Regions from separate parts of the Homo sapiens genome. Here region 2 is linked to region 1. Evidence: chromatin contacts called from ENCODE Hi-C data. All regions are on one chromosome and are shown on one strand. Each heading gives the region's core, a stretch centred on a gene start or an enhancer-like site at or near the end of the contact. The rest is flanking DNA. Distances are from core to core; before and after follow the strand shown.

Region 1 (6,504 bases), core at 4,005-6,504:
TTCCTACTCTGCTCTTACTCATCTTCATGAAATTTTTTTCCTGCTAGTGTGTTCTTGGCCTTCTTGATGTCTCACTCTGTACTTATCCGTATTGCCTTATTAAAAACTACTACGTTGGGCCACTACATAAATTATGATGGATCCTGCATCTTTGTTTCCTACTCAGACCCCTCTCAAGAGCTTGAGATCTATATATTTAACATCTTCCTAGACAGTTTTATTTGCCTATTTCATGGAGACATAAAAGAATATAGTAAAAGAAGTAAAATCTCCATTTACCTTTCTTTCTTCTATTTTCCTAATTACCATATCACTGAATGACACTACTAATTACCATATCACTGAATGACACTACTATTTACTCCATCAGCCATGCTGGTCACCTGTGGAAAATCCTAGATTTCTTCCTTTCATCCAGTCTTCTGCCTCTCCTCCTCCCTACCACATCTCTTTACAAACACACATGGAGGTACCCCAAGTGTTTTAGATGCTACATTGGTAGTTGTTCACATATGTTGTTCTTTCTGCAGGAAACACCCTTCTCCATTTATTAGTTCACATTTTTGCTTTTTAAAACTAAGCTCAATCCCGGGAAATTCCTCTTGGATGTTCTGCTGATTTAGGTATGTCCTCTCTGTCTCCATAATGCTTATCACATAGTACTATAATTGTTGTTTTACTGGTCTATCTTCCAATAGCTGGTAAATAACCTCAGGGGTTGCATTCTGTTGTATTTGTGTCTCTAATACCTTTTATGATACAAGAGAGATATAATATTCAATGGATGTTCACTGAATGATGTCACCCAATAGAAATAAGTCAAAAAAGCTTATTCCAAAGTTTGGGGGTGCCCAATAATGCCTCTATACTGTGAAAAAGAACCTCCCTTTCCTAAACAATTCAAAGCATAAACCTAACAATATATATAGATTTTAAGCTGGCTATCCTTCTGCTTTGCACTTTCATTTTTGTCTTTAGGTTTAGGTAAAACAGGTAATAACATAGTTTGATTTTAAAGCTTTTCCTTCAAGCTAAGCAGACTTGAAAAAGCAACATAAAGATAATATTGAACAAGATAATCTGCCATAAAACCTAATTAAATAAGATAAATAATCTGCCCTAAAACCCAATAAAATAAATAAGCTCATCAAACCCAATTAAATAATTTAATTATATAAATAATCTGTCATAAAACTCAATTATTATTTCCAAAACTATGAGTCATGATATTCCTCCTTTTTCCTCAAACTCAATCAACTTTTCTAAGACCATTTTATTCTACCTCCTAAATATGTCTTCAATATTTCACCTTGTTCTCTTCTGCAGTTGCCTCTTCATCTTTTTCTTTTTGGCATTGTCATTTCCAGTCTCTCCTCACACCATACCCCCTGCCCCAGGTAGGCATTTATCATGTATCCTCATTGGAGACATTTTTCTTGATTTGATTACCTCATTAATAACAAATTTGGTTACCCTAGTGGCCCCCCATCAGTTACACAATGAAATTCAAACACTAGCTTAGCAGAGAAGACTCTGTCTTTGCATCACAACCTACTAATTCAGAAGCTTCATTTCCTACCACTCCTTAAACTGCAGTTACACTCAACATCAGGGAAGCTGTTAATTATCTTTTATATCTCCAAGCCTCTTTTTCTCCTTGAATATACATTCTCTGTATCCTGCCTGATATATGCAATTTTTACTCATCCCTCATGTTTGGATTGAACACTCCTGCATGTAAGAAGCCTCTCTTGACTTTTCCAGAGTTAGGTTAATTCTACATCTATGTTCCCAGAGAACTGTGTATGCATCCTTATTAGAGCTTTTGTTTCATTTTATTTTATTTTTTTAAAGTATGTATTTCCTACCAGACTATAAAGTAAGTGTATTAAAAGACTGGGTCCATTTATTTTTATACCCCAGAATGTTCTATATAACTTGGCACATAGTAAGCTCTTGATAAATGTTTTCTGAGTAAAGTGAAAATGCCTCTTTTCCTTTAAAAAATTCCATACTAGAAGAACAACACAGGGAAAAACATGTTTTAGAAAAGAAAGACTAGGAAATATAACTATGTCAGATATTTTTTAAAAACAAGTAATAGTTAAATCATTTCATGGAGCTAATGGCAACCAAAATGACAGCAACTCTCATATCTACCACAAAAAAGGAAAACAAATAAATAACATACAGCAAGAGAAGGGAATAGATATAAGTTTCATCATGGTTCTGTTTAAAAAGAGACATATGCCAAGCTATTTATATGAGACGTATGTTAATGATGAACTCTAGCAGCATTTTACAGAACCATGTTTTTCTCTTACAGTATTTATCAACTCCTACCTCGTATGGCCAATTTCCCATTAGGCATGTTAACAACAGATAGAGGAGATTAAGGATAATCTCAAATTATTGTTATAACAAACCCAGAAAAAGTATGGTATGAAATGGCATGAATGTAAACTTATGTGGTTAAAATGATATCCAGTATTTAAGAATATTTGTTTCTATAAATGGTATCAGAAGCTACCCTCAATCCCTTCTCCTCTTTGGTTTTACCCTCTGCTCTACCTACCCAGTGCCCCTACCCCTTTCCCACTTTCCCCCACTTGGTTCCAGCTTCAGCACCACCTGTAAAGGGCCTGTGCCTACGGAGGGCTAAGCAATCTGGGGAATAGGGGGTAAGACTGAGGCCCCAGTTGTTTAGGGGACATATCTTTGCTTCTCTCAAAATATACTTGTTTAAATTTTTCGTTAGCATTTGATTCTCTAAAAGTTCAATCTGCCAACAGATAATTCAATGTTGATTATAATAATTTATTTACATTTTACCTCCCTATTACCATATAGTCTTTTAGGAGTATGTATGCAATACAGAATTCCATAAATAACTAGGAATGCAAAAATAATAAATAAAGTTGGAAATGCATAACGCCATCAAATGTCAGAACTGCAATGGGAGAATATAATATAGAAAAACTAGTAGCAATGCCATAAGGTGTTTTGGGGAAGATTTGGTATTCCCCCAAGCTTCCATCAGCTTCCAGCCTCAATTTACCCTTAAATCCATCAATTTAAATAGTAACAGTGTATTTGGTCAGCAAATGAAACTTCTAATGCTTAAGTTACTGCTGGTAAATAACAAATTTATAGGGAATAGCACATTTACTGTTATTCAGTTATTTAATGTTCTCAAATGTTAACAGTAAAGCAAACCATTTATTGGGCATTTATTACATATCCAGTCACATTTAATCCTCAAACCCAGCCTATGAGTGACACACCCAGACACGAAGTAGCCAGAGCAGGTTTGGCAGACTCCGAGACGCACCATTTTGTAATCTCTATGTTCCAGATCCTATGCTATCATCATCAGCCCAGGTAATGCAAGCTTGAAATATCAAATTTACCAAGACTTGATACACAGATAGGTTTGTAAAAAATGTTAATGATGATAATATAAAAATAAATGGACTTGATCACAAATCAATAGAATTAGATTCTTTAGATTATAGAAACTAGAAGGAAATGCTTCAGTTGTTCAGGATAACAAGAAAATTTTAAATTAAAAAAATTCCCAACTCAACAACACATAATCACTAGCTGTCCAACAAACACAGTTCCATAGTATATACTCTATAAAACAAACAGAAAACCCCAGAAATAATCCTTGACCTGGCTATGTATAAGCCAATACATAGATATTTATATTTTAAAAGTGACTGTCGCAATCCCCAACTATACCATTTAATACTGGGCAAACCTTTTTTAAATAAAAGATATACAAGTGGCCAGGTGCAATGGTTCACACCTGTAATCCCAGAACTTTGGGAAGGCAAGGCGGGCAGCTCACCTGAGGTCAGGAGTTTGAGACCAGCCTGGCCAACATGGCGAAACCCCGTCTCTACTAAAAATACAAAAACTAGCCAGGCCTGGTGGTACATGCCTGTAATCCCAGTTACTTGGCAGGCTGAAGCAGGAGAATCGCTTGAACCGGGGAGGCAGAGGTTGTGGTGAGCTGAGATCGTGCCACTGCACTCCAGCCTGGGTGGCAAAGTGAGAGTCCATCTCAAAAAAAATAAAATAAAATAAAAAATAATTTAAAAAAATAAATAAAAGATATACATGTACTAATAAGTTGAGATTTTTGTCTTTGTATAAATAAAACTTATCAGTAGACAAATCTAATTAGTAAGACAAGATAGACATTACAAATCTTAAGAACTGAAATTCATTATTTTCCTATATAAGGCTGATTATTAAAATTAACTTTTCAGGAACAGAGAATTATTCATTGATAAACCTTAGGGATTGCCTTCCTACCTGCCGTAGTGTATTTAGAGATCAGGATGTTTTGCTTGGAGAATGTTTTTTGTGGAGAGAGATGGTGTCTAATGTTGGTCTAGATTGTTTTGCACATTGTAGAAAGCAAAATCAGTAATTTCTCATAAAAATTAAAGGGCCGATTGGAGAAATTTCAAATTATATGACTGATCACTTACCTGAGATGAAAATATTCAAATAACCAATTCATTCTTTTAGGCAGCCTACAGACTAATGTGGAATCAGCTCTAACTATCTGGTTAGAAAAATGAAAAAGAAGAGTAAATAGTACCTTCCTTTGGTATATGAAAGGTTGGTTGTCATTATTATGCTAATTCAAACATTATCAGAAATAATTTGGGAGTATTGCAAAATTTCAATACAGATTATTTGCAATGTATCCCAAAGCTCAACTCATTTAAGTTAAAGTGATCTAAAATAGTTTTAAACAGCATAAGATTTTATCTTCATGTTGAACTACAAAAGCAGTAGGGGGAAATAAAAATGATGAATCCAGTTTCTACCCACCATGGTGACTCATGACCTGCCCAGCAGCCTCCATGCTGACATTCTGGAGATAGTTGTGGCAGCGTTCCTTGTGCTCCTCCAGTGAACTGCGCTGCTTGTAGCTTCGTCCACAGTAGTTGCACTTGTGAGGTTTACCCACTGTGAAGAGAACTCAAGGTCAGTGTGCTGTTAGTCTCATCAACATTCAAAGCAAAATCAATAGCTAACTTTTGATAGTCTGGAGGAAGCACTCATATAATTTTCAGACTTAAATCTCTTCCTCCTTTACATTCCAATTTTGGTAAGAAAAGATAATACATTTCTACCAAGACAAAGACAAGAAGACAGGTGGATCGTACCTCTGGCAACAGGGGAAATACTGAATCAAATTCTTGCTCTGACTGTATTCTAGACCTTGAGGGCCTGGTGATCAGTCTTCAAATTATCTCACTCTTAATACACTGACTCTCAGCTTTGACTCATTCAAGACAAATCAGGAGTATCCTAGATACATCAAGAGTTGTGGTTTTTTTTTGTTTGTTTTCTTTTCGGGTAAGGGCAGAGAATTTTACAGAAGAAAACTTAAAATGCAACAACTTGAAATGTCACAGTTTAATAAAGAGATTATTCTTGGGTACCAAGAAGATTAAAAAGAACTCAAGTGGTGAGAAAAAGTACAGATGAAAGTAGAGTTTCCTTTCCTTTCACCTTGGTAACAACTATTCACACATGCAAAATTTTGTGGCAGGTAAGTATATTCTCCCTCATCAGCTTTTATAATACCAAGAATTAACCTACTAGGTGCTTTGAGTCAGGATTATTACACAATATGTAGTTACAAAATGACAGTAATATTTTCCAAAACATCTCACATTAAGGAAATGAATTATTCCCTAATAGCTAGGGAGCCATTATCTCAGTGTCATTATCTCAATACATCTGTTAAAATACTAAGATGTTCAGTTAAAAAAAACCTTAAAAAACAAAGAAGAAAAATATAATCTCTATGGAAAGAAGCATGTTTTAATGCATGACTCTTCATAAGGACATCACAGAGCACTTTGACTCTTGGTTTTGAATGAATACAGAACAACATAAAACCCCAGGTGGTCTGTGCCAAAGCCCTCAATAGTAAAGCACCGTGTGATCCAGGCCCGTGTCTCTATTTGACTCCCAGAGGAATTATTTAGTTTTGCTCAGAGAATAACAGACAACTCTTTTTCATGACCAAAGATAGCATCCCTAACTCCAGTTAACTTATAAACCCATGCTATGACACTGGTCACAAGAGGAACTGAAATACTATAACAAGGCAAGGTATTCATGGCTGCCTGAAAGTTTCACTGTACTGATGAAAAAGAAAGCTACACCAAACCTTTAGATTGTAATTGAGGTACACATAAATTAAGATCAGTTATTTCATAATCATAATTGTTTGTAAACTATCATAAAAGTTATTTATGGAGTGATTATTCATTTTTTTAAAAATGCTTGGCAAACCAGCTTCTATTTTTTGGAACCATGGATTTCTGGGAAGTAGCTGAGAATACTGTGCAGAACTTGTATCACCATGTGACAGCATTAAAAATACAAAAAATAAGTTTTGCTGAAATCATCTAGTGTAAATACTATAAATAAATTTACATGTAATTATGTTCCAAGATATGGGACTAC
Region 2 (6,172 bases), core at 77-2,576, 3.0 Mb after region 1:
CCAATGAGTGGATTATTCCCACGGCCGCAAGGAGTGTACACTGTTTAATGTACTGGAAAATCAGAGTGGACAGGCAGGAAGGGGTTATGTAAGATCTCCAAAGTCAAGGGGGTGTTTGGACTTGATAGAGTAAGAAAAGGTAAATCATTCCTTAGAAAAAGTTGTGCAAGCTGTATTACGTGAGTTTCATACTTCAAAAGAAAGAAACCCTGGCTTTAGTATTTGCTTACTCAACCCTGGAATTCCACCTGAAATACTGTTTCCTAATTCCATTTTAAATATTCTGTTTCTGTCATGTCTACCCCTGAGGCATGACCTAGTCCAGCCTCGATTTCAGCAAACTCAAGATAGAAAATGATTGCTTAAAATCACAGCCCTGAACAAAACTGGGCTGGTATGGTCTCTTCACAAAGCCTCTTAGCTTATTGCTAATGAGCATTACATTTCCTCACACTTCATAGCTTAACCTGTAATGAATCAACATCCTAGTGAATAGGCTGCCCCTTGATGAAACATGCATTTTTTTCATGTGAAAAATATTTCCTTATACTCAGTCACTGGAATCGTCTTCGTTGGGTAATAAAATTGAATGAGAAATAGACAACTTTTTTGCTGAGTGGCACAGAAATCCACAGTCGCCCGTTTCACTGTAATATACCGATCAAATACCCAGTCACAGTTGTATTTTATCAGACCCCTATGGAAACTTCTGATCAACTTCTCTCCCTTACTTCCCTGCCCAGGTAGGACACCCGAATTCTTGGCACTTTGCACAGACATCCAGCTGGGTCTCAGGTGTCTCCGAAGATTTGTGCTTTTCGGCAAAAATCTTACTCAAGGAACAAACCCAAAACATCCCATAAGGAACCAAGGGGCTGAGATGGCGCCTCCGCGTGCCCTTCCAGCAAGCCCACCTCCCCAACTCACACAAGCACACAGGTGTCCACACTCTCGGCGCCCGGCTACGGCCCAGGTAAGCCCAGATCCCGGCCCGGGCGGCGCACCCACCTGACGAGGGGCTCCTTCTCAGGCAGGGCGCGCTCCTCCAAGCACTCGCACCCGCAGCAGCAGCACACGGTTCTCAGCCAGTCCCTCAGCCCCATGGAGAGCGAGGGCCCCCACCGGCGCCGGAAGCCTGGGGCCGAGTCGCCGCGGCGAGCGATCGAGGCTGGGGCGCGGCCACCGCGCCAGCGTCCAGGTGCGGGGACAGCGGCAGCCCGGGCGTCGCGGGCTGGTCCGCGCGCATCACGCCGCGGCCGGGGACGCGGGCGAGGGCTGCAGGCCGCGCGCCCTCCTCTCCTTGCGTTTTGTTTGGGGCGTGAGTTTTCTTCGGGCTTTTTTTCCCCTCTTTTAATTCCCCGAGCGCAATTTGGGGCGCATGCGTCCACGAGACGCCCCGCTACCGCCCTCTAAGGGTGAAGCAGGGACTCCAGCCAGTCCTCAAAATCCCAGGGCACCGGAGGCTGGCAGCCGGGCTGGGGGAGGGCGGGGAGGGGAAAGCCCTGGAGCCACAGAGCACGAGGTTGGGCTGAATCTATTCGTACCTTTTATTGGCTTCACTGCGCGAGGAAATTAAAGATCCTCCCCCACCCCTACAGGCCTTCAAAGCAGAGTTTTGGGCATGTTTTTGATGTCAGCTCCACACAGAGTAAAAGTTACCAAAAGAGCATGGATTGATGCATATCGGCGTAGGGTTTTTTTTTAAATAATATATTTACAATGATTTGAAAAATTGTTTTCAAACCTCCTAGTCCTTAAATAGCCCCTATTTGTGAGGCAACCACTTGTGAGTTTCCAGAGCTATTTATATATAGTTGTATTTATTTGTGCTTGTACAAACTTGTTAATATATGTGCCTGTCCTCATCCCTTTGACCCAAACAGCGGCATACTCCACACATTTCTGCACCTGGCTTTTTTGACTCAGTGTATCATGGAGGCTGTCCCTTGTCAGCGCGTGGATATCCTCCTCTCATTTTAACAGTTGCATGCTAAGCAGTTTTAAGGATGCCCACATGTTACTTACTCAGACCCCTATTGATGGACATATGGGTGGATTCCGGCCTTTCATTATTAAGATAATGCTGCAGTGAACATTCTTGAACCAAAGTATTTGAACACGTCTGCAAGAATGTCTATTGGATAGGCCGGGCGCGGTAGCTCAAGCCTGTAATCCCAGCAAGTTGGGAGGCCGACGCGGGCGGATCATGAGGTCAAGAGATTGAGACCATCCTGGCCAACATGGTGAAGCCCCGTCTCTACTAAAAATACAAAAATTAGCCGGGCATGGTGGCGGGCGCCTGTAGTCCCATCTACTCAAGAGGCTGAGGCAGGAGAATTGCTCGAACCCGAGAGGCGGAGGTTGCAGTGAGCCGAGATCACGCCACTGCACTCCAGCCTGGGTGACAGAGCAAGACTCCGTCTCAAAAAAAAAAAAATAAAATTAAAGATATATATATCTATTGGATAAATGTTTGGCAGTTGAATTGCTGGGTCATTGGTCAGGTGCCTTTTTAATTTTGATGGATCTTGCCAAATTGCTCCCCAAAGAAATAATCCGAATTTACTCTCTGACCAGCAACATATGAAAGTATCTACTTCCCTATACCCTCGCCAAATGCAAGGTTCAATCTAAAGTTTTGTCTTTTCCAGTCTGATTTATTCAACAAATATTTATGGAGCATCTCATCTGTTATGTGCTGGGTATTTTCTAAGAGCCGGGAATAAAGCAGTGAATGAAACAAATACAAATCTTTACTCTAATGGAGCAAACGTTCTAGTGGGAAGTCAGACAAAGTATTATTCAATATGTTAGGAGTCCATATGTACTATGGAGAAAAATAAGGCAGGGAAGGGAATAAGAAGTGCCAGGGAGAGCGGGGTGTGTGTGTGCACGCGTGTGTGTGCGCGCGTGCGTCTGTGCGTGCGTACGTGTGCGCGCGCGCGTGCGTGTGTGTTCGTGTATGTGTGCGTGTGCGTGTGTGTGTTGGGTGGAGGGGAGTGATGCCTGCACTTTTAAATGAGGTGGTCAGGGAAGGCCTCGCTGAGACTGTGACATGTAAGAAAAACTTGAAGGAGGTGAGCAAGCTAGCCATGATATCGCCAGGAAGAGTATTTCAGGCGGAGTGAATATGGGCAAAACCCCAGAGGAGGGAGAATGAACTATAGGGTACCTGTGGGAGAATATGGACTCTAGGGGCCCTAGAGAGAAGGGGGCCATGGAAAGGGAAGAGTTATAGGAGATAGCGGAACACGGGACGTTGCAGGACATTGATTGCAAGGACTCTGGATTTTGCTCCACATGAGCTGAGAAAATCTTCAGAGGTTTTTGAGTAGAGGGAACGATATGGTCTAACTGAGATGGTAATAGGATCCAATGGCTGCTGTCTTGAGAAAAACCTAAGTGTCAAGGGAGATGTATATGGAGGCCATCCTAAAGGTCCAGGTGACAGATGACAGTGGTTTACACCAGGGTGGTGGGTGGTAGCAGTCGAGGTGGTAAGGAACGGCTGGACTCTAGCTGGAATTTGAAGGTAGAGCCAACAGGATATGCTGAAGGATTGTAAATAGGGTGTGAAAAGAAAAGAAAAAAGTGAGTCCCAAGTTTTGGATTTATAAACTTGGAGGCTGAATCTCCACTGGCTGAGATAGAGGAGTGTGGGAGGAGCCGGTTTGGAGGGTGAGGAGGAGGAGCAAGAGCTTATGAAAGTGTCAATCCTCATGGGCGGTGTATTATTTTTAAAAGTGTCTTACTACACATAGGTTTGTCCTGTTCCAGCTACAGTGTGAGGCTGAAGGGACTTATCAAGTACATAATTCATTGAAAGGCTACGAAGGGATAAAGAAAAATAACAGAAGGTCCCTGCAGCCTCTGGCTTAGCTGGGGAGACAGGATATGGACCCATCATGAAACATTAACAGGATGTGACAGAGAACCAGCTGTCACCAGACAGCACAGGACTGTGTTGTCATGCCCACACCATGTCGCTTACCACTTGCACCTGGTGCCAAGATGGAGGCTGAGTGTGGTTTTACAAAGCACACTTCCTACTGGCTGGAAAATCCCCTGGTAAAAATGACTGTATTCTGAAATTGGATTTTGGATTTTGAGATAATCCACCTAGGTTCAAATAGAAAGTGGGTAAAGGAGGGTCCCAAAATGTGAACTCAGCTAGCAAGAAAATGAAAACTAGGGACTGACAGCTACTAGTAACTATTTGAGTTGGATTTGCTGAGAATGGAGAAATTGGAGCATTCAGCTCCTGGAAAATATAAGTGCTGTGCCCCATTACTAACTTTGATTTTTAAACATGTCACTTAATTTTTCTGAACCTCAGTTTTCTAATCTATGAAATAGAGGTGACAAGTCTTACCCTATTTAACACAGTTGTGAGACTCAAATGAGACAGTCTTAAAACCTTTATAAAGCCCTGAAGAAATATCAGAATTCAATATTATTAAACAAATTCAAATAATATAGGCCCGTTTGGGGAAATGTCAGCTCCAGCACTACTTGGCTTGCATATGACATTTGTACCTCTGCAATATACAGGCATCTTTTATGTGGTTTGTTTCAGACAGGATATTTATAGAAAGCCACAGAACTACATCTATTTAACAAACTTGATCAAGAGGTTAATGTCCTGCCTTGCTAAGGATCACATCAAATGTTTGCCAACTGTAACAGTTACTAACATTTTTAAAATTAATTTTAAGTTCTAAAACTTCTAAATGAAATAGTCTTCTAAAAAATTGGAATATTACAGCTCAGATTCCCTCTGTTGACTATCCACAACCTAATCCCCTTTCTACCTCCACCCTCCACATCCCCCCGGGTAACCATTATTATCAATATGGTACAAACCTTTTTCTGGACACATAAACACATATGTGTACTTGTGATGTAGCATCATTGTGTGTGCTGTTATTGTTAGTGAGTTTTGTTTTGTTTTGTTTATCTAAAAGGCGTGCAGCATCTATTTGCAAGCTTTTTCTATTTAATAATATGTCTTGGAGAGCAATCCTTGTTAGTATACTAATACTACCTCATTCTTATTAACTGATGTGAGTCTTCTGTTTACTAGGTTTTTAGGGATTTTTAGATCAGTTTTTCTTAGCATTCCTCTTCCCGGAATTTTAATGCCTTCACTATTTCCTTGATAAATTACAACTTTGATGGGAATAAAAACGTGACCAAACTCTCCAGTTTCACATTCAAATATGGTAGCTGAGATCACATTTTGACAATCCTATTTCAGATATCATTCACAGGGCAGCAGCAAGTTTCCCCTTTTTTAGAGTGGCGCTAGATGGTTCCTACTGCCTGAGTTGAAGCCAACACCGCCAACCACATGCAGCAGCATCTGACTTTTACCAAGAGCCCTCTGGGCACCTGATGTCCGGGAAGTAGGCAGTCCCCTGCCATCAGTGACTCACAGACCCATCAGCTGCTTGTTTCCAAGGCAGACCTGCTGGCTCCTATTTTCAGATTTCCCCATAGCAGGGGAAACTCTACAGTCTGGTTTGAAAACAACTAGTAGAATTTGGAGGCCCCTCTCTTTAAGAATTTTTTTACGACTTCTGGGAGTTAGAGGAAAAAGCACAGGCAGGGAGGAAAAATTAGAAATTCAAAACACTGAAGCTCCGCCCAGGCACGGTGGCTCATGCCTGTAATCCTAGCACTTTGAGAGGCCAAGGTGGGCGAATAACCTGAGGTCAGGAGTTTGAGACCAGCCTGGCCAACATGGTGAAACCCCATCTCTACTAAAAATACAAAAAAAAAAAAAAAAATTAGCCATGAGTGGTGGTGCATGCCTGTAATCCCAGCTACTCGGGAGGCTGAGGCAGGAGAATCACTTGAACCCAGGAGGCAGAGGTTGCAGTGAGCTGAGATCGCACCACTGCACTCCAGTCTGGGCGACAGAACGAGACTCCACCTCAAAAAAAAAATTAAGCTCCAATGCCACATCATGAACACATTCCACCAAAAAGTTGTGCTTAGACAACATAGCATGAGCTGGTATCATTCAGTTATTTGTTCTACAAAAATTTATTAAGTCAGGAACTGGGAATACAATGGTGAACTAGAATGTAGGGTCCATTCATGGAGGCAGGGATTTTGTTTTGTTCTTTGCAATATCCCCAACGCCTAGAACAGTGCAGACCTTGCCATA

Evidence for each region. A loop is a pair of places that touch in the nucleus more often than their neighbours do. Pooled maps may share reads with other maps.
Region 2: a map with no recorded cell type shows a loop between it and region 1 (7-fold over the local background). The contact joins the promoter of MREG here to the enhancer-like site in region 1. A Hi-C loop is called at or near these places in 10 of 37 single-sample maps with no recorded cell type and 6 of 50 pooled maps.

Annotation. Positions count from the first base shown.
Region 1 is chr2:213,017,142-213,023,645 of GRCh38, forward strand. IKZF2 (IKAROS family zinc finger 2) reads right to left here. Exons shown (of 9, transcript NM_001387220.1): 7 at 4,852-4,989. Among named protein-coding and RNA genes, the nearest start is that of MIR4776-2, 94 kb to the left of the region's middle. Within about 2 kb of position 5,255, at least 3 of the 41 ENCODE cell types and tissues checked have a DNase peak (open chromatin) inside an H3K27ac peak, as active enhancers do.
Region 2 is chr2:216,012,225-216,018,396 of GRCh38, forward strand. It overlaps MREG (melanoregulin), which reads right to left and starts at 1,327. Exons shown (of 5, transcript NM_018000.3): 1 at 1,009-1,327. The coding sequence starts at 1,103. RefSeq lists enhancers at 382-1,149, 3,774-3,853 and a silencer at 1,122-1,531.